Regions from separate parts of the Homo sapiens genome. Here region 2 is linked to region 1. Evidence: read pairs that join two places in POLR2A ChIA-PET (ENCODE). Cell type or tissue: endothelial cell of umbilical vein. All regions are shown on one strand. Each heading gives the region's core, and the rest is flanking DNA. Links, peaks and the distances in the headings are about the cores only.

Region 1 (10,314 bases), core at 5,258-7,757:
CAAAATTCTTCCTCCCCTCAAGTTGCTCACAGTGCACTAAAGAGAAAGCATGTGCAAAAATTACTATAATTCCGGGGTTTTGATCATTAGGAATCATAAGAGTGGTGGAGATAGAACATAATAGGAATTCAGATGAAGACAATGTTGCTTACAGACTGTGTCAATCAAGGAATTCAAGGAATGTTTCATTATGAAGGTGTAATTTTTTTTTTTTTAAGACAAAGTCTTGCTCTGTCACCAAGGCTGGAGTGCAGCGGCGCAATCTGGGCTCACTGCAACCTCCGTGATTGCAGGTTCGAGCGATTCTCCTGCCTCAGCCTCCCAAGTACGTACCTCCACGCTTCGCTAATTTTTACAGGCACATACCTCCACGGTTGGCTAATGTTTTAGTAGAGAGGGGGTGTCAACATGTTGGTCAGGTCTCGAACTGCTGACTTCAAGTGGTCTGCCCGCCTCAGCCTCTGAAAGTGCCAGGATTACAGGTGTGAGCCACCACACTTGGCCATGAAGGAGTAATATTTTAACTGAGCCTTGAAGTATGGGTAATACTTATTTGTTTAGACAGGGAAGTGTCATGGGTTGTGAGGCAGGAAGCAACAACCAGTCACAGACAACAGATACAATAGCCTATATGAGGAGCTCTGAGACATTCAGTTTAGCTGTATGTCTCAGAGACACTCAGGAGAAAGGAGATGAAGATGTGGACAGTACTAATGGCCACAAAGGAGGTCATGATTGTGCCCAGATGATGAGCAGTCTTAAACATCATGGTAAGGAAAGCTAGAGGCGAGGAAAGCACAAAAAAAGCAAATGAAAATTAAAGAGAATGAAGATCCCAAATGTTACAAGTTAGGGATACATTTATTTCCTTATGATCAAAAGAAAGATAAAACTAGGAAAGAGGAGTATCAGAATACTTTGATTTAGGAAAAATAATGTTAATCCAATTATCTCTAATTAGCTTCTCAATACGAGAGACCAAGATGAGCAATTCATGGTGTATCTAGTGGACTTTGCACCTTTTTCAGCATCACAGAATTGACGCAGCAGCAAGCTATAAACCAGAATAGGTTATAAATAATCTAGGTACACTTCTAAAACTTTCGCCCCCTCTCTCTACCCCAGAAAAATTCTTATACATAGCCTATTTTCTTTGAAGCTGTGCAAGTTTTCAGCCCTCAAGTAAACATAGACAGTGTTAGCTTTTTAAATAAAGATGATTTGGTTTCTAGTCCTACTCCCAAGTTGATTCAGTAATTCAACATAGATTCTGCTCTCAAATTATAGCATAAATCATTTACTATATAGTAGGTGGTTTAATGATTTCACAGAAAATGTAAAATCAATTTCAATGCAAATGTAACTTCAATAGAAATCACCACTTCCCGCACTTATCAACCGTGTGACTTTGGAGATATTATCTAACCTTTCCGAGTCTATTTCCTCATGAAAAAATGAAATAACCATATCTACCTTTGAATGTTGGTGATACTGTTGAATAAAATGATATGCCTAAACCACCAAAACAAATTCTGTGACATGTTAAGAGTTCAGCCAAAGCTGGCAGGGGTGGAGCTGGGGAAAACGGAAATCATTTAATCAAAGCCTCAGAAACAGCCACTCAAAACAGAATAAAGGAAAGGGAGCATTTGTAAAAGGATAAATATCTCATAGAAACCAGGAGAAGAAACTACAGCAGGGACTCACGAGTGACTGAGGCTAGTAAACGGAAAGTCAGAATCTGAACCCACTGAATCTTCTCTTTCAGACTGTGGTATCTCTCATTCACGTGTCTGCGTATCTACTATTTGGCTCCTTTTCACTTGCAGACTAGCCACTCCTGCTTCACTGAGCACAGGGCAGAACTTAGCAGCCCAAGCCCAGCTATATATCACCTTATATGCAAATATCAAGCAAGGCTTCAAACTATGTGGGGAGCACATATGTGGACCAAACTGTGTTGGTCCCACCCGGGTCTGGTGTACATCAACCATTCAATCCACTGGGCATGCTCATTCATTTCTGAGAAAGGGTTCTCTAGGAAGAAAGACGCACTTGTCAGCTCTAGTATATCAACAAAAAGAAAATCCAATAATGCCCGACTTTAATATCCTCTGCATAGCATTAAACAAAGAAAATAGTGGACTGTGGTATCCCTAGAAGAATCCTGTTTCAGAATCCACAGGAGCTAAAGAGCTTTCAACAATGGCCTCTGCCAACTGCTTAGTTTCAGCTGAGGCTGCTCAAGAACAACCCCAGCTTCTCTCCTCCCAATAATATATTCAGGTCTCCCTCTTCCATTACGGCTGTGTGTGTATTTCAGTTTGGCATCTCCCTCTGTAGTGAAGCGGAGGTGATCATATTTCAGGAGGTGCTAGTTCCTGCGTGTGGAGTTGCTTCTGTGTTATAATTGCTTTCCGCCATGCAGCTGCCGCACATGAGCTAATCTACATGCTGTATTGCTTCGTTTACAGCAAGCTGGCCTCACACTGAGTTTAAAAAGAGGCAGGCACCACCAGCAAATCTTGCTTCCTGAAGCATGTCATTTCTTTGGACGATTTGCAGCCCGATAATGACCATGTCATGATTGTGCAGTGATAGTTCCAAATGCCCCAACACACTTGATGGATCTTAGCATAAATTGGCCATTTATCAACATGTAGGACCATCAGAATTTCCATATTTGAGCCCTTATGCCATAATGTTGATTAATTGTTTGAGGCCCCAATGTAACCTCTGCATCCTGTGTTACTGGGAGGTTATAGCTACCCACGTCGCTTAAATAGATTTGCCTGAGAGGAAAGTAGTGCTAGATACTCTTCAATAATAGGCAATAATCTTTGGTTTCTCAGTGAATTCACAGGTTTCTTAAAGGAAAGCATCTAAGTACTTCTGTATATCACCTATAGTCTCTTTGGAAAGAAGAAAGTCCCTTTGAAGATATTAACAAGGTACAGTTTGCAGACTTTTAAATCAGAAGGAAAAACAAAGCACAAAGCTATCACTATATTCAAAATATGCCTTGCTCCCAATTTAATGAATCTGAATTGATTATTCAGGTTGGTTTTTTTTTCATAATTTCTAATTTACTTATTGCTAGTATCTTTGTCATTAATAAAAGATATTCATCTATGCAACAAATATTGATGAAGTACCTAAATATTACTAAGTACCAGAGTCAGGAACAATATTCAGGGATGGTGTAGAATGAATTCTGACGTTCATTACAAGATCAATCACAATGGCCCCTGCTAATTCTAAGCTTCTGTTCCTTCTAAACAAGTATCTGTTAACATTCTCCATTCTGCCAATCAAGGAAAGAGAAAAAAATGTATACAGCTGTTTCACATACTTCAAGCATAAGAAAATGCTAAAGTATGCTTCTTCCTTCACAGTGTTTTTTCTATCCTTTTTTCCTTCATGGATTCTGGTGTCTTATTTTCCCTTCTTACTGGTTTCTGCTTTTACAAACTTTATCTTCAGTAAGCCCTACATTTCACACTCAAATCATGGTTAGTAGTCATCTTTTTTTGCATATCACTATCTGATTTTAGAATTTTCTAGTGACCCTTCAAACATTATATGTTCATAGCTTCAACAGAAGTTATTGCTAAAAGGGATCTGTATTAGCTTCCCATTGCTGCTGTAACAAATTGCCAAAGTTTCAGTAGCTTAAAAACAGTACAAATATATTGTATTGTCTGTTCTCATGCTGCTAATAAAGACATACCTGAGACTGGGTCATTTATGAATAAAAAGAGGTTTAAAGGACTCACAGTTCCACATGGCTGGGGAGGCCTCACAATCATGGCAGAAAGCAAAGGAGAAGCAAAGTCACGTCTTATCTGGCAGCAGGCAAGAGAGCTTGCGCAGGGGAACTCCCATTTATAAAACCATCAGTTCACATGATACTTATTCACTACCACAAGAAGAGTGTGGAGGAAAGCCCCATGATTCAATTATCTCCACCTGGCCCCACCCTTGACAGGTGGGGATTATTACAATTCAAGGTGCGATATGGGTGAGGACACGGCCAAACCATATCATGTATTATCTTGCAGCTTTGGAGGTCAGAAGTTCAAACTGGGTTTCTCAGGGCTAAGACCAAGCAAGGCTGTGTTTCTTCTGAAGGCTCAGCAGGAAGAAGTCATGTCCTTGCCTTTTCCAGCTTCCGGAGGCTGCCCACATTCCTTGGCTGATGGCCTCCTTCCATCTTCAAAGCCACCAATGACAGATTGGTGTTCTTCTCACATTGCTTCACTCCAACCCTGCTTCCACTGTCACATCTCCTTCTCTGACTCTGCCCACCTCTCATCTTTTAAGAATCCTGTTATTACATTTGGGCCCACACAAATAATCCAGGATAAAAGGATAATTTTTCTATCTTAACATCCTATCTTAATCACATCTGCAAAATCCCTCTTGCCATGGAACATAACACATTCACAGACTCCAGAGATTCTAGTGTGGACTGTTTGGGAAGCTATCGTTTTCCCTACCATAGGAGCTCAATATATTGGCTAGTGAAGTCTTCCATTTCACAGGTGAAGAACAAGCGGCAAGGAGATGGAAGTTCTTGCTCACCAAAACGCCCTGGGTTAGAATCAGAACTACAATCCACATTGCCCACATTCCATCCCAGTACTCTAGAATACCCCAGTAAAACTATAATTTAAGATGAACCTAGTAACTAAAAAGAATATCATTAAAGCAACTATCTTTCTAGGACTGAAAAAGTTTTCCCAAATTCTATAAATTATTCTGTGATTTAACAGTTTTCTAATTATTAAGTATTTTAAGGTAATTCCTTGGCTGCCTAAAAGAGTTAATATTTCCTTTTAAATGTACTTGATTTGCAGAAAGAATTCTCATTTCATGCCATAAAGAAGGCTGAGGAAGGTCAAATTCACTTACTTTATAAAAGAATCTTCTAAATCAAATAAATTGCTTCATTTTATTTCACTTACTGTGATTAATATTTGGACAGTGGTTATAATTCCCTCTTTAGTTTTTTTGTTTTGTTTTGTTTTTTAATGGACTTTATTTTTTAAAGTAGTTTTAGGTTCACAGCAAAACTGAGAGGAAGGTACGTACAGAGAGTTCCCATGTACCCTCTCCCCTCACACACATAACAGCCTCCTTTATTAAAAATATTTCCCACCAGTATGGTATGTTTGTTACAACTGAGGAACCCACATTGACACATCATTATCCCCCAAAGTTCATAGTTTACATTAGGGTTCACTCTTGATGTTGTACATTCCGTGGGCCATAAGGGGTCAATCCATCCTCGTGGGATCGTAAATAGGTAATGTGAAGCTTCCCATCTGACTGGGAGCCACCTGGGCTAAGGTCTTTTGACAGCAGGCGATGTTTCATGGATGCTTAGTGAATTGAAGATGAGCAAAAAATGCCCATTAGTTGCCTCTTTGGGCCCCAGCTCCTCTTTCCATGCAACAAAAAATGGCAACAAACAATCCCCCTGAATCGCCCCCCACCCCCTGCCATGGAAGAGATGAGCACCATCAAGGACAGGCAGCACTCACTCCCTCCAAGTACCTTCTTGTTTCCTAATGAACTTCAGCATTTCAATTCTTGGTATACACATCTTTAAAATGCCAGGCACCAGGCACCAAGCAATCCTCAAAAAAACAGACTTTTCCACAGTCTCCACCAAGGACTGCAGTCACCAGGGTGGTGAAATGGTCCAAGAACCTCTGACTGACAGCCCTGCCACAGAGCAGCACTTTGGGATTACTCCCACAACATCTTGCCTCCCCATCCACTTGACAGTTAAACAATACTTAGCGGAACGTGGTTTACAGTACAACTTAAAGTCAACAGTGGACTACGAGCCAGGGCCTGATAAGAAAAGAAAAAAATTAAACAAATCAATCATGAAGCTAATGTTAGAAAGGGAATGGAACTCGACAACAGAAACAAGGGAATGGAGATGCATCGCCAGTTGAAATTTGAGCAGAAATACAAAGTTGATGAAGCAGAAAGAGGCCAGAAACTCTTTGACATGAGGCTAAGCTGCCCTGCCTTTCTGCCCAGAACCAAGGCAAAGCTTTGCACATCTCCTGCAGTTCCTTTCTCTTGCACATCTGGGCTTCCCGCAGCCTAGGCAGCCACGGAGCACTTGGACGCCCTTAATAATAATGCTGGGTGCAGCCTTGTGTGCATCAGATATGAGGCTCCTCTCCAAGCAGAGCCCTCTGCCAAATGGGCCCCAGCACCTTGCCCCTTGCAGCCTGCTGATAATCTGCAGCTTGTCTGTAATTGTTGCGGGAACATGCACTTTCTTTCGCTGATGATTTTGGCATCCTCGCAGGACTCTACCCAAAAAGGCACTGAACAATGGGATGTGATTGTTTTGAAATGTACCCAACAGGAAGCCCTCCTCCGACACGCACTCAGGCCCCAGGCTTTAGGGATTGAACGGATTAATGGAGTTCAGCTGCAGTTTACAGTTTATCATCAACCAAGTGCTGCTCTGGCTGCCTGTCTTCCCTTCTCCAGCTTCTAAAGAAAAATAAAGGGAAAGAAGAAAGGAAGGAAAAGCAGCAGCCCCAGCACATTCACTGTATAACAATCTGAACAACGGAAAGGAAAAAAAATGCCCTCAGTGACCATGAAACTGACAAGGCTCCCCAAAATGGCTTCCAGCTTTCAGTTTGTCATGCAGAGCTGTCTCCCCTTCACTCTCCCAACCCTCTCCCCCGTTTATAATCATCGTTCAAAGTGGTGAAAGGCCTAATTGCCCCGAGCAGTGTGGTCAATCTTCCTGGAGATTTAGCTGCCTGCTTTCATCTGGCAGCCTGGGAGGGAACTCAGTATTTCCCTCCAGGCAATCTATATGGTCTAGCAGTTCACTGCGGAAAGTGGTGCCTTATCGATTTCTGCCATAGCATCCATGGCTGACTCAAGGATCAGAGGCTCTGACAATGACTAACAAGTTTAAACCATTAGTCCCATTTGTAACTACTCAGCGAAAGGCTTGTCAGTCACCGCGTACCATATACTGCAGCTTTTAGCAGATTTCTAATCCCATTCATTTTGCCACAATGACCCCTGTAGTTAATGGGGGTTATCGGAAAGTGGTGCCTTTTTCTTCTTCTTCTTCTTCTTTTAGGAACATAAAAACCATTTCGGTTCTGATGTTTCAAAATAGTGATGCAGGAAATGATCAGTGTCCCTCTTAGGAGAAAACCTGTATCCTGGTGTACGGTACGATATGTCTGATCCTGAAAACGCAGACAGAGTCAGGTGGCAGAGAGTGATTCATCAGAAACAGATCCTCTCTGTCTTACCCCTGTCTTACTTTTATAGAGGTTTGTCTTAACACCTGTTTTCTCCTCCCTCTGACCTAGAAGTGGATCATTTTCCTGTGAGAAACTTCTCTCTTTCTGGATAACTAATCACCCCACAGGCTAAAGCCTGTTACGTAAAGTGTGGTCCCCTGAATCAGCATCACCCAAGAGCTCGTTATAAATGCACAATTTCAAGCCTAGCCTTAGACATTCTGACTTACAATCTGTGTTCTAACCAAATCCCTGGATGATGGCTGTGCATTTGAAGGCTTGAGAATCACTGGTCTAAAGAAGCTATGTTTTTTCACTTTTACATTAAATACAGCAAAATTTAACATTTCCACTATATATTAGGATATTTTTAAGAAAAAAATGAGATTTTCTGCATAATAGTTCCAGTGATAGTCTCCTTGTAGTTCTGACAATCGAATGTTTTTCATCTTCATATCCACAGTCACTAATCCAGTACCTGGTGGAGGGTTAGTACAAGATAAATAGTTGTTGAACTATTCATGAACATATGTTGAATTCACAAGAATGAACAAATGAATGAGAATGAAGAAAGAAATGTGATGTGTCTCTCAGTGATATAGAGAGCCAGGACTGACGAAAAATGAGAAAGCTGGCTCAGAGGACAAGCCTCTCCATTCATTTTTTATGGATATTTAATAGTTACATATATTTTGGGGGTACATATGATTTTGATACCTGTATACAATGTACAATGATCAAATCAGGGTAATTGGAATATCCATCACCTCAAACATTATTCTTTCTGTTGGGAACATTATAACTTTTCTATCTATTTTGAAATATACAATAAATTGTTGTTAACAATAATTTCCCTGCCATACTTTTGAATACTAGAACTTATTTCTTCTAACTGTATGTTTATACTTGCCCATCAACCAACCTGTCTTCATACCCTTCTCCACACCGCCTTCTTCCCAGCCTCTGAAAACCATCATTCTACTCTCAATTGTCATGAGATCCACTTTCTAGCTCCCTCATATGAGTGAGAACATGCAGTATTTGTTTTGCTGTGCCTGGTTTATTGTCCTTAACATAAGGACCATCTGTGTTGCTGCAAATGACAGGATTTCACTCTTGTTTATAGCTGAATAATATTCCATTATGTATATGTACCACATTATCTTTATCCATTTATCCATTGATGGACACTTAGGTTGCTTCCAAATTTTGGCTATTGTGTATAGTGCTGTCATAAGCATGGGAGTGCAGATGATATCTCTTAGATATAAGGATTTTCTTTCTTTTGGATATATGACCAGCAGTGGGAATGCTGGATCATATGGTAATTCTATTTTCAGTTTTTTGAGAGTCCATTTTTTATTGTCTAAACTAAATGCTCACACCACCAAGTTGATCCCATCCTAAGAATGGACTGAGACAATGCACTAGGTGGGGCTTTTCCTAGAGCATCTCTTTCTTTCCACGTCTTGGTCATTCTCCTCCCATTTCTGCTGCTTACTCTCTCTCCTCTCACCATCATACAGAGTCTCTCATATGTTTGTTTGTTCTGATCATCAGTCTCCATCTCTTAAAATCCTGTGCTCAGCCAGATAGACTAAAGTATCTGAAAACCAACACACTAAAATGGAAGTGACAGTTAAGAAGAGACTATGTTGAGGGCTATTTCTTGACAACCTGGAAATCATACCACCTAGGTAGTCTATTTTATCTAGGAGGCAGATCAGCTCTATTGCTGCCAAATTAACACCAGAAAAAGGCAAAGTAACTTTCCTACATGACGTTTATGGAAGAGATTTCCTTATGTAGCTGCTTCTTCTCTAAAGCCTGGCCCCTCAAATTTCCAAGGAATGTGTTTCCATAATGTGACCACCTTGGCTCGTGTTTAGACACTGGTCATAAAAAAGTATTTGTGGGGAAGACTTGCTTCCATCTTATCTCAAAAAAATTAAAACATATAAATTTAAATGTAGGGCAAATTTGATGGGAAAGTTAAAGACCAAAGCCATCTGAATCTTCAGGCTGAATTGTTTTTTAAGCCTAAGACAAGGACTTGGGAAATAAAATTATCTTCTTCCAGTGATTACCTTTGGAAACAATTATTTCTGGAGCTTTCATCTATGGACTGCCATGTTGTGACTACTTAATTGCTGCCTGAAAAATAGAAAGCTGATTATGTGTTTTTATTTTAAGGTAATCCTTTGACATTTTGAATAGTTACAAAAATAGGTTGTTTTGTGAGTTGCTAGCGAGAACCAGCAGGAAATTATTTCATTCGGGGGCAGATGGTGCTGGTGACTATACAAAAAGGGCTGGGTAGACAGCAGGGCAAGAGTAGACAAGTACACACACGCACAGAAGCTGAGGATGCCACAATTCTATGTTGTCTGAATTCTCAGCCTGCATCTGTATACCTTAAATAAATTATTCATAGATTTCCCACATCCAAGTTAAAAAGTGCTTTCAGAGTCAGGGTCTCCTCCCCACAACCCACCCACTATAAGTTTTAATATGTAATTGGAGAGCATGTAAAATAAATGGAAATGTCATTTGGCTTGTAACAAAAGACCTAAATCATAACGGATTATTGAGCGGCATCTTGTGGTCCAAAGTGAGTATGACACTCACGGAAAGCCAGTTGGCTTGCTGGCATGCCACTCCAAAATGTGTTAACGTCACCTCATATCTGGCTTTTGATAAAGTTAATAAGGGGCTGTGCAAGGTTATCAATGCAGCCTTATCATTATGCCACCTTAAAATATTTTTGTGAATGAGCATATTAACTTATAATTAATCATCATGCATTAATGTAAATGTATCCATGTAGGCACGTTTAATCAGCGCTCTTTCTCTTTCACAATATTTTAATAACAGAGCACTAAAGGAGACTTGCAAGATATGAAGTAACAAGAGCAGTGTTTATAATCTAAGCCACTTCAGCAGAATTTAAAAATTAATGTTTTTCTATGAGATGATATATGAAACCATTCAGTCATTTACTAAGTAAAAT
Region 2 (10,314 bases), core at 5,286-7,785, 900 kb after region 1:
AAAGGACCAGGAAGAGACAAGGTCTGCAAATGGAGATTCCACACTGTGTCCAGCTGCCAGGACGCTAACGTAGCTGCTGCTAAGACTGTGTCTGCCCTGAGGCAGACCTCACCTAGGAGGGCATATCTGTTAGGAATCCTGGCACTGCCTGCCAACCTACTGTCCAGTCAGGGCACCAGCCAGTCATGCCTGAAGTACAGGTGCCATGTCAGGGGTTATAGCATCAATGGTTATATTCTAGGAATCTGAGCAGTCTTAGCAAAAGGGACCAGCTTGCTTTTGTCACTGAACTTGGAGTTGAGAAGAGATGCTGACACCTGGCTCTCAAAGTGCCCTGCATGCCATCCTCAGGTGCTTTAGGTGATGCCTTTCTGTAAACCTGGAGAGTGTCAGCAGGAAAGACCACCCTGGCTTACTGCACCAGAAACATATGCATTCCCTCCCCTGTGACTCAGACCCAATGACCAAAAAGCAAACTGGCCCCATACCCATGATGGGCTCTGACAAGTGGCGGCTCTGCTGGAAATACAAAATATTTAAACTCAAAAGGAATCAGTTTGGGTAGCAAATTTAACTAATACGTGTGTGTGCGTGTGCGTGTGTGTGTGTGTGTGTTTAATGTCTCAGCATCTCCAACCAACTCAATCATTGCTGAATAAAGAGGAAAACCCCACACAAATGTTTATGTCAATTGGGTAAAATCAATCCTAATATTTTTAAAAACATAGTCTCTACACATACGTGGGTACACATGTAAAATCTCAAAATGGTTTTATCTTGACGCTGTGTACACAGATACACGTGTACAAATATCCGCACATCTATACAGTGAGGCTTGCTTATCCCTATGGTTATAAGCATTTTATCTCATGGAAGGTAATTCTTCATATTGACATGATTGAGACTAAAAGTATCATAAAATCCACAGCTCACGTTTTCTTTTTTAAAAAACTGTTCTCTCACCGCTCTTTTCAAAACTCTGCCTTAATCTAGGAAAGAATACCTAATTATTGCACTTTTTTTTTTTTTAAATTGTTTTAGGAGAGTTGAACTTAGACTGGGGTTTCTCTGTCTCTGGGCAATGAGGGGATGTATTTCCAGCAGACAGGAAGAGTCTCAGACCAGGTACAAAAACTGGATGAAATGTCTGTCTCATTACGAAAGCCACACTTTAGATGCACATTCCTGTAGATGTTATCGTTTCCATTCCTGAGTTAAGTCTTCTCTGTGTAGATTGCTCACTTCCTACTACAGATGATGAATTGCCAGAACACCAGGCACATACCACACAGCTTGTACAGAACTACAGACTCAGAACAGACAGTTTGGGGACTGTGTTCTTCTATAATTATTCTTCAACCTGCTGGAGGTGCCTCGCTGCACGTTCCATACCCACTAGTCCACCCAGGGGGTTGCTGCAGGCAGTTCAGGGCAGGAGCCCCCTGCACCCTTCTAGCATTCCCTGGCCACCAGCCAAAAACCAGGAGTTGATGCCTCAGGAGTGACACGACCAGTGGGGGACAGGAGTCCGTGGATACACGCTTCTGCTGTTGGCCCTCAGTAGATAAACCTGAGTTTCATCCTACAGGTCTCTCTAGGGCCCCCAGAGCAGGACTCAGCCCCAGCTGTTATCAGTGAAACTTGCTCGCGAATGTACCCTTTATTGGCTTCTCTCTCCTGGTGGTCTTGCTTGTGCACTCTCTTGTGGTTCTTTATGACATCACTTCTCAAATTCATTGCACCCAAACTCCTAACACAGGACCTACTCTGGGGGAAATCTCAACTAAGACAGGATCAACGGATGGCTTTCATTGTCAAAGACAATGGAATAATCAACAGGCCATAACTGAGACTAGTAAACACTTTGCCTTGAATGGACTACCAGCTGCAGCTGATGGTTAAGGTTCAAGATTAGTACCTGGAACCCTAGCATAACATGAATTTGCCACAAAGGCCCACAGTGGGAGATTCTGTGGTGAGAGATATGTAGATACACAGACACACACCTGTACTAATATAATCTATACAATATGACACAACTTATTCAATACAAATTTATACAATAATATACTTATGAAAAAATTTATGTTTCTTAGAAGTTACATGTAGAGACCGGGCATGGTGACTCATGCCTGTAATCCCAGCACTTTGGGAGGCCAAGGCAGGTGGATCATTTGAGGTCAGGAGTTCGAGATGAGCCTGGCCAACATGATGAAACTTTGTCTCTACTAAAAATACAAAATTAGCCGGGCGTGGTGGCTCACACCTGTAATCCCAGCTACTAGGGAGGCTAAAGTAGGAGAATTGCCTGAACCCGCGAGGCAGAGGTTGCATTAAGCCAAGATCACTCCACTGCACTCCACTCCAGCTTGGGCGACAGAGTAAGACTCTCTCAAAAAAAAAAAAAGAAAAGAAAAAAAGTTACTTCTACAGCATTTTAAAGAGATAAGTTAATAGTTAATAATCATTATTTTAGAGGTAGAGATGGGGGTCTTACCATGTTGCCTAGGCTGGTCTTGAACTCCTGGCCTCAAGCGATCTCCCCAGGAACTTGGTCTCCCCAGTAGCTGGGACTACAGGCATGCACCACCTCACCCAACTAATAGTAACTTTTAATTGTTGAAGAAAAGTGACTTAGACATTTTTATTTTACTTTCATCTGTTAAGAGGGACCCTGTACTCCCTTCCTCCACCTGCCCAGCACTGTCTATTGACTCCCAGGATGAGCATCCACACCAGCCCTGAGTAATTGATTCCAGATGCTCAGATCGGCTGCCTCCTGGGAGACACCCATGGACTTTTGTTCTTGCTCCTCAGGCCAGAGGATGGTGCTGACATAGAGGCAGAAAGGAAAGAGGAAAGAATCTTCCATCAGAGAATTGGCACATATGGTGACATTTAATCATTGGGAGAAAATCAGAGAAGAGAGAACATATATTTAAAACTATCACAAAAGTAAAGGAGCATTTTCTGGGCCATGTTCTGAGAAAGAGCATCTGCCTTCAGAGAAGGAGGGGGAGGGGAGGAGGGGAAGGGGAAGGGAGAGGAGGGGAAGGGGAAGGAGGAGGGGGAGGAGAAAGAGTAGGAGGGGGAGAAGGAAGGGGAGGGGAACAAGGGGGACAGGGAGGAGGAGGGGGGATGGGGAGGGGAAGGAGGAGGGGGAGGGGAGAGGGAGGAGGAGGAGGAGGGAGAAGAAGGAAGAAGAAAAACTTTCTCCAATTTTTTATGGCTGGTAAAAGATGTCCTTAGGAAAAATAAGGAGACTATGTTGCAAAGCTTCATGAAACGAGACTTTAGAAACAGCTCTTTAGAATGAGAAGCTCTCTGCCAATGCAAAAAAAAACTATTAGGACACTATTTTGTTAGTACTAATGTCTGAATATATTGTTCTAAAATATGCTGGAATGTACTGAAATTGTATTTAACTGTCTAATTTATTAACTAAGTTCTTTGACTAGATGGTGAAGGAATGACTTTTTGAGTGGGGATTGCATGTTTGCATATTTTGAGATGGTCCACAACTAAATAAAATTGTATTCAAACCCAAATGCTGCCCTCGAGAGAAACTATTTTCCTAGATCCTAACCTATTGGGATTTTATCAGAGCCTAATCAACCTATGGGAAAGGAAATACCCAACTGCAGCTCTCTCTAGCTTTCCCCATGGGAGAAGGGAAATACCAAATACCAGTCTCCTCCAGCCGTCTTGTCCCATGTAAGGCAGGAAAAAACTGAGAGCCACTTGTGAAATTCACAGCCCAGGGGCACAGGCTCATTACAAGACTGAGGCTTAATCACAGGACTGTAGAATATTTTCCCTCCCTCAGACCTTACCACTAATTACTGAAGGCCTATTTACTGGATTTCTCTTCATCCACTACATCATATCCAGCTTTAAAAATTACAAGGCATACTAAAAGGCAAAACAAAACAAACAAACAAAAAAAACGCAGTTTGAAGAGACATAGCAAGCATCAGATCCAGAATCATATATGGCAGGGATGCTGGAATTCTTACAGCAGGAATTTAAAACATTTATTATTAATATGCTAAGGGCTCTAATGGAAAAAGTAGACAACCTGCAAGAACAAATGGGCAATGAAAGCATAAAGGAAGAAATTCTAAGAAAAAAGAAAAGGAATAATAGAAATCAAAAACACTGTAATAGAAATTAAGTATGCCTTTGATGGCTTCGTTAGTAGACTGGACATGGCTGAGGAAAGAATCTTTAAGCCTGAAGATATGTCAGTAGAAACTTCCAAAACTGAAAAGCAGAGAGAGAAGAAAAAAAAAAAAAACACTAAAAAACAAAACAAAGGGTTTCATTTTGGGGTGATAAAAATCCTTAAACTCAGATAGTAGTGACTTCTGCTTTCTGGTCTGGCATATAAGGAGCTTGGCAGTTACAACTCCACCCTAAGAAGAACTAAAAAGCGGAACAAACTGAAAAACCAATAACTCTTCTTAGATCCCTCAGAGAAGTGAAGTCACAGGGTAAACCATTGTCCTCAAACTGGAGAGACAGGCAAATACAGAGAATCACTACTTATGGAAGCAGAAACCCAGGAGAAAAAGCCTCTACCAAAACCAGTGCCAGGATGCAAAAACCTAAACAGTAATTGATGCATTTTGGAAGGTTCAATGTGTACAACTCTGAGAGTTGAAACTCCAGACTACCCAGTCATGGGAGACACTCATACTTTGGCGAGTTTTAATTCCAGGAGCTCAAGCAGGCTCTCACAGTGATTATCAGGGGAAAATCCCCTCATGCTTCTGGTAGAAGGAGGGGGAAATGAAGCATTTTGAAATATGCCAGACCATCCTGTTTGTCTTAACAAGGCCTGTCCTCAAGAGAAACTTTTTTTTTTTTTTTGAGACGAAGTCTTGCTCTGTCACCCAGGCTGGAGTGCAGTGGCGCGATCTCGGCTTACTGCAAGCTCCGCCTCCCAGGTTCACGCCATTCTCCTGCCTCAGCCTCCTGAGTAGCTGGGACTACAGGCACCCACCACCATGCCCGGCTAATTTTTTGTGTGTGTGTGTATGTTTAGTAGAGGCAAGGTTTCACCGTGTTAGCCAGGATGGTCTCGATCTCCTGACCTCGTGATCCACCCAACTCAGCCTCCCAAAGTGTTGGGATTACAGGTGTGAGCCATCACGCCCAACCAAGAGAAACTTTTTATCAGAGCCTAAACTATTCAGATTTTACCAGAGTCTAACCAACCTGGAGAAAGGGAAATACCTAACTGCAGCACACACTGGCCATCCTGTCCTGCTGAAGGACGGGAAGAAGATTGAGAAGCATGTGTAAAGTTCAGAGTCCAGAGGTACAGACTCTCTGTAAGACTGACACTTAATCATAGGAACATAAAAAGCCTCCTTTTCCCCCATGTTACTAAAGGCCTCTATGCAGCAGTTCCTTTCATCTACTGCATCATGAACAGATATCAAGAAAAAAATTACAAGGCATACTAGAAGGAAAAAAACACACAGTATGAAGTGACAGAGCAAGCAAGATGAGACTCAAATATGTCAGGGATGTTGGAATTTTCAGAGTAGAAATTTAAAACAACTATGACTAATATGCTAAGGGCTCTAGTGGATACACAGTAGAGAATGTGTGAGAACAGATGGGAAATGTAGGCACAGAGACTGAAATTCCAAGAAAGCATGAAAAGAAAATGATAGAGATAAAAAACACTTTAACAGAAATAAAGAATGCCTTTGAGTAGTAGGCTAGACATAGACGAGGAAAAAGATGCAGAGTTTGAGAATATCTCAATAGAAACTTCTGAAACTGAAAAGAAAAAAAAAAGACTAAGAAAAAAAGAACAGAATATCCTAGAACTGTGGGGCAACTACAAAAGTTATAATAGGTATAATGGGGATACCACAAGGAGAATAAAGAGAGAAAGAAATAGAAGAAGTTTTTGAAGTAATGAATGATACTTCCCCATTTTCTGCAAATTAATGTTAGACACCAAACCACAGATCTAACAAGCTCAGAGAACACCAAGCAGGATGAATGCCAAAAAACACCCCACAACTACACATATACATATGATATTCAAACTGTGAAAAATCAAAGGTAAAGAAAAAATCTTGAAAGAATCTAGAGGAAAAAAAAGATGTTACCTACAGAGTAGCAATAATTGTCCCTTAGTCTGAATCTTCTGCAGAATGACTTGTGTTTCATAAATAGCTCAAGACTTTCAAAAGCAGATACTTGAAATCATGAGTTCTCCAAGAAATAGATGTGTTTTGAGAAAATAAATGATGTGGACAGCAAACTATGCGAAGCACATTCTTTAAGCATTAGTGCAGTCGAGTGATGATGAAACACCAAATGGACCAAGTGCACACTGACTTCTACCTATTGGCTTCCTGCCCCACCATGACACAGGCCTTGCTTTCAGCTAAGCCTGCAAGCTGCTCTTGTAACCCTAACCTTCCTGATGTCAATTATCCAGTAAAATAATACTCAAGTGGATATCAAAATTAATACCTTCCTTTCGTGGACATATTGTTTCTACCCTGTATTGTCTCTCGGAATCAGTCATCCTGAATACAAATATTAAAGATTTTGTTCCTCAGTCATTCCCCTAGTTCACACAGCCAACAATCTAACTCTTTGGCAGGGAAATCTTAGCCCAGTGAACTAAATTTTTCCAAATTTCTCCACTTCCTACTGAGCAGAAAGTTGGAATTTTTATGATTGCAAATTTTGCACTGAACATGTGTTCAACAAATGCGACTCAAATATCAACTTCCCAAACCGAGTTCTATCTAGGGGGCATATGAAGGTTGGGGAAAAGGTAAAAGGAGCCTGGGACATACTTACGGTGATGGCAAGGGGTCATTCTTCATCCTAACTCCTCTGTTTTCTAAAGAAAGCCAGCCAGCATAGACAGAGAACCCCTACATAGCACTGGGGAATTAGGGGGTGGAAAGCAGAAAGACCACTGGGGAACCTGGAAACTAGACGTAGATATGTTTGTTTCCTGTCCAAAACAAATCTTTTCCCATATTTGTTTCACATAGATTATATCTTCAAAGGCATGATCCTCTCCTCTTGTGAATGCAAAATTTAGGAAGATTAAATGTGTTTGTGGTTAAAATTGTTTCTTATAACCAATTCTGAGGCATTTAGAAAACTTGAGGGAACTCTGTGATCCCTTGAGTCCACAGATAGCAGAATAGACCCTCTGGGATGAACCAAGGGTTCTTGTGAGTTTTAGGAACAGACCTTATGTCATATATCACTTTTCTCTGCCAGCCAAGCTGGTACAAATCCTACATATGACTTTGCATCATGATAACAGGAAGAAGTCACATTTCTGGCAAATTCAGTTATACAGAACACAGTCTCAAATTTAAAAGAAAAATCACTGAAGCCATAAGACAAATCACAAAGGAAATGCACTAAAGCTTGAGTTTTTAGGGTTCTCAATCCTATTGACTCTTACTCTACATACAATCTAACATGCCTAATTGCATGGTGAAGAACTTTGACTGCTGTCACGCCATGCAAGATTGGATTCCTGGCTTTGCTTCTAATTAATCACCAACCAGGGTAAGTATGTGCAGCCTCTCTAAACCTCTACTTAACTGTAAAATGGGGATGATCATGGTGCCAACATCTTAAGATCAAATGAGATATAAGAAAAGACGTGTTTAGTACAGTGTGTGGCCCATGGTAATTGCTTAATAAATATTTCCAGTTATTATTATAGCTAAAGAAATGGAGAAGAAAAATTATAAAAGAACTAAAAGGCCACAGCAGACTGAGGCATTTATTACTGCAGGAGTATCCTCTCATAGTCCTGTGATCACTGATGTAATTAATGTATTGGCACAAAAGATGATAATCAGCTTCCATGAGGAGAATCAGGGTTATTAAGAAAAACTTAGATGATCCTCAAGACAACTTTTTTAAGATGATAGAAATGTTAGAAAATTTCTTCAATGTATTATTTTTCTTATCAAAAAATAAACTCAATTATAATAAAATAAAACATCCTTGAAGTTTAATAAAAATCTACTTAATTAGGTATTTGTTTCTGGGAAGATGGAATATCCAACTTTTTCCCTATTCTCAACAAGGACAACTAAAAACACTGCACCTTATATACAGAATAAACAGAAGAATCTGAGAGGTGGAGAGAAAGCAGACTGCCTAGACGTCAGGCCCTGAGAAATGATGCAGTGCTGAATTCCCTGAATTTCTTTTTGCTCCATATAACCCAGGCTTGGAGCTAAAGAAGCTGGCAACCCAGAAACACCAACCCAGATTTTAAAAGCCCTAACAAAAGTTGGTTCTCTCTAGCTAAAGGACCAAGAAAGGGGAAGCTAGCAAACTTTAGACAGTAACTTCTCTACTTCAGCCAAACACCCTAGACAAACTGTGGCCCAGCTCCCACTCATGCCAGCAGATGTCAAGTGGGAATCCCAGATTTCCACCCTCATGAGGCTGTGATGAGGTGCCCCAACATCCCTGGTAAGGTGGCATCAGAGAGGCCAAGTAGGGAGCTAAGACTCTTATCCTTGCTGGCTGGTAATAAGTCCTTTCCAACCCTCACAAGTTCAGTGGAAAGCACATGGTGGGTTTAGACCGCCATCTCCACCCAGAGTAACAAAATGCCACTCCCTCTCCCTGCAAAGGAGGTATCAGAGGAGGAACCCTGGAGAGTCGGGACTTTCATTGTTGTCCAACAGTAATGAGGATACACCCAACAGATTGTCAGTTATGATCATATGGGGAGTCAGAATTCCCACTTTTGACCAGCAGTAAAGAGAAGTCTGCATCCTTGGGTGTCAACAAAGGAGCAGCAGAGAACCTGGACTTCTACCTGCGCCTGGAAGGAGAAGATGGTACCTCCTTACCCTGACAGAGTTGTGTGGGATCCAGTTAACACTGATTTAGATAAGATCCAAAGTTGCCTAGCAAAATATGAACCTGTCCAGATTACACTTAAAAATCATTCACAGTTCATGTCCTTTGCAGGGACATGGATGAAGCTGGAAACCATCATTCTCAGCAAACTAACACAGGAACAGAAAACCAAACACTGCATGGTCTCACTCATAAGTGGGAGTTGAACAATAAGAACACATGGACACAGGGAGGGGAACATCACACATCAGGGCCTGTTGGGGGCTAGGGGGCTAGGGGAGGGAGAACATTAGGAGAAATGCCTAATGTAGATGACAGGCTGATGGGTGCAGCAAACCACCATGGCACATACATACATATGTAAAAAATCTGCACGTTCTCCACATGTATCCCAGAACTTAAAGTATAATAATAATAATAATAATAATAATAAAGAAATGGTCAAAGCAAGAAAAGAACTAAAAAAAAAAAGCACTCATCATGCTAAGAACTAGGAAGATACCAAAATAATTAAAAAATAACAATCAAAAAATGCGAACACCAAGATGCTAGAGATATTATGATCATCTGACAACAATTTTATTTTATCTATTTTTTGGGGGGTGCTTTCATGTGTTTTAAATTTTAAGTTCCAGGACACATGTGCAGGATGTGCAGGTTTGTTACATAGGTAAATGTGTGCCATGGTGGTTTGCTGCACCTATCAACCCATCACCTACGTATTAAGCCTCGCATGCATTTGCTATTTATCCTGATGCTCTCCTTCCCCCTACTCCTCCAACAGGCCCCGGTGTGTGTTGTTACTCTCACTGTGTCCATGTGTCTGACTAAAATTTTAAAGCAATAAAAACGAAAATGCTCAGTGAGCAATTATGAACCTGCTTGAAACGAATGAAAAGATCAAGTCTCAGGAATAAAATTAAATGTCTTAGTAAATAAATATAAAATATATGGAACAAATAAAAATTTTACAACTGAAAACTATGAGAAATGAACTAAATAATGTAATGGACGAACTCAACAGCAGAATTAAAGGGGTGGAGGAAAGAATAAAGGAACTGGAAGAAAGAGCAATGGTAATAACCAATCTGAACAACAAAAAGAAGACAGACTGGAAAAAAAAGAACAGAGCCTCAAGGGCCTATGGGGATATACAAAAGACCTAACATTTATGTCATTAAAGTCCTAGAAGGAGAGGAGAAAGAGAGTGGGACTGAAAAAGTATTCAAAGAAATAATGGGTGAAAACTTCCCATGTTTGGAAACAGACATAATCATACAGATTAAAGAAGTTCAGTGAACCCCAAAAATGACAAACCCAAAGAAACATATGCCAAGACACATCATAACTAAACTTCTAAAAACTAAAGACAGAGAAAATCTTGAAAACAGCCAAAGAGCTCCCCCTCCCCTCCCCTCTCCCTCT

Evidence for each region. ChIA-PET counts read pairs that join two places held together with the same protein. Peaks named below come from ENCODE experiments on the same cell type or tissue, not always from the same donor. Only the 100,000 strongest peaks of a DNase experiment are listed, where the experiment ranks them.
Region 2: POLR2A ChIA-PET joins it to region 1 with 5 read pairs; 1 of 35 experiments calls an interaction of 5 or more read pairs at or near these places.

The regions. Positions count from the first base shown.
Region 1 is chr9:78,601,729-78,612,042 of GRCh38, reverse strand. No RefSeq gene overlaps it. Among named protein-coding and RNA genes, the nearest start is that of PSAT1, 310 kb to the right of the region's middle. In endothelial cell of umbilical vein, for the core only: no CTCF peak of the experiment used is centred there; a DNase peak (open chromatin) is centred at 6,402.
Region 2 is chr9:77,703,900-77,714,213 of GRCh38, reverse strand. No RefSeq gene overlaps it. Among named protein-coding and RNA genes, the nearest start is that of GNA14, 61 kb to the right of the region's middle. RefSeq lists enhancers at 4,480-4,529, 6,187-6,481. In endothelial cell of umbilical vein, for the core only: no CTCF peak of the experiment used is centred there; a DNase peak (open chromatin) is centred at 6,353; H3K27ac peaks cover 2,107 bases.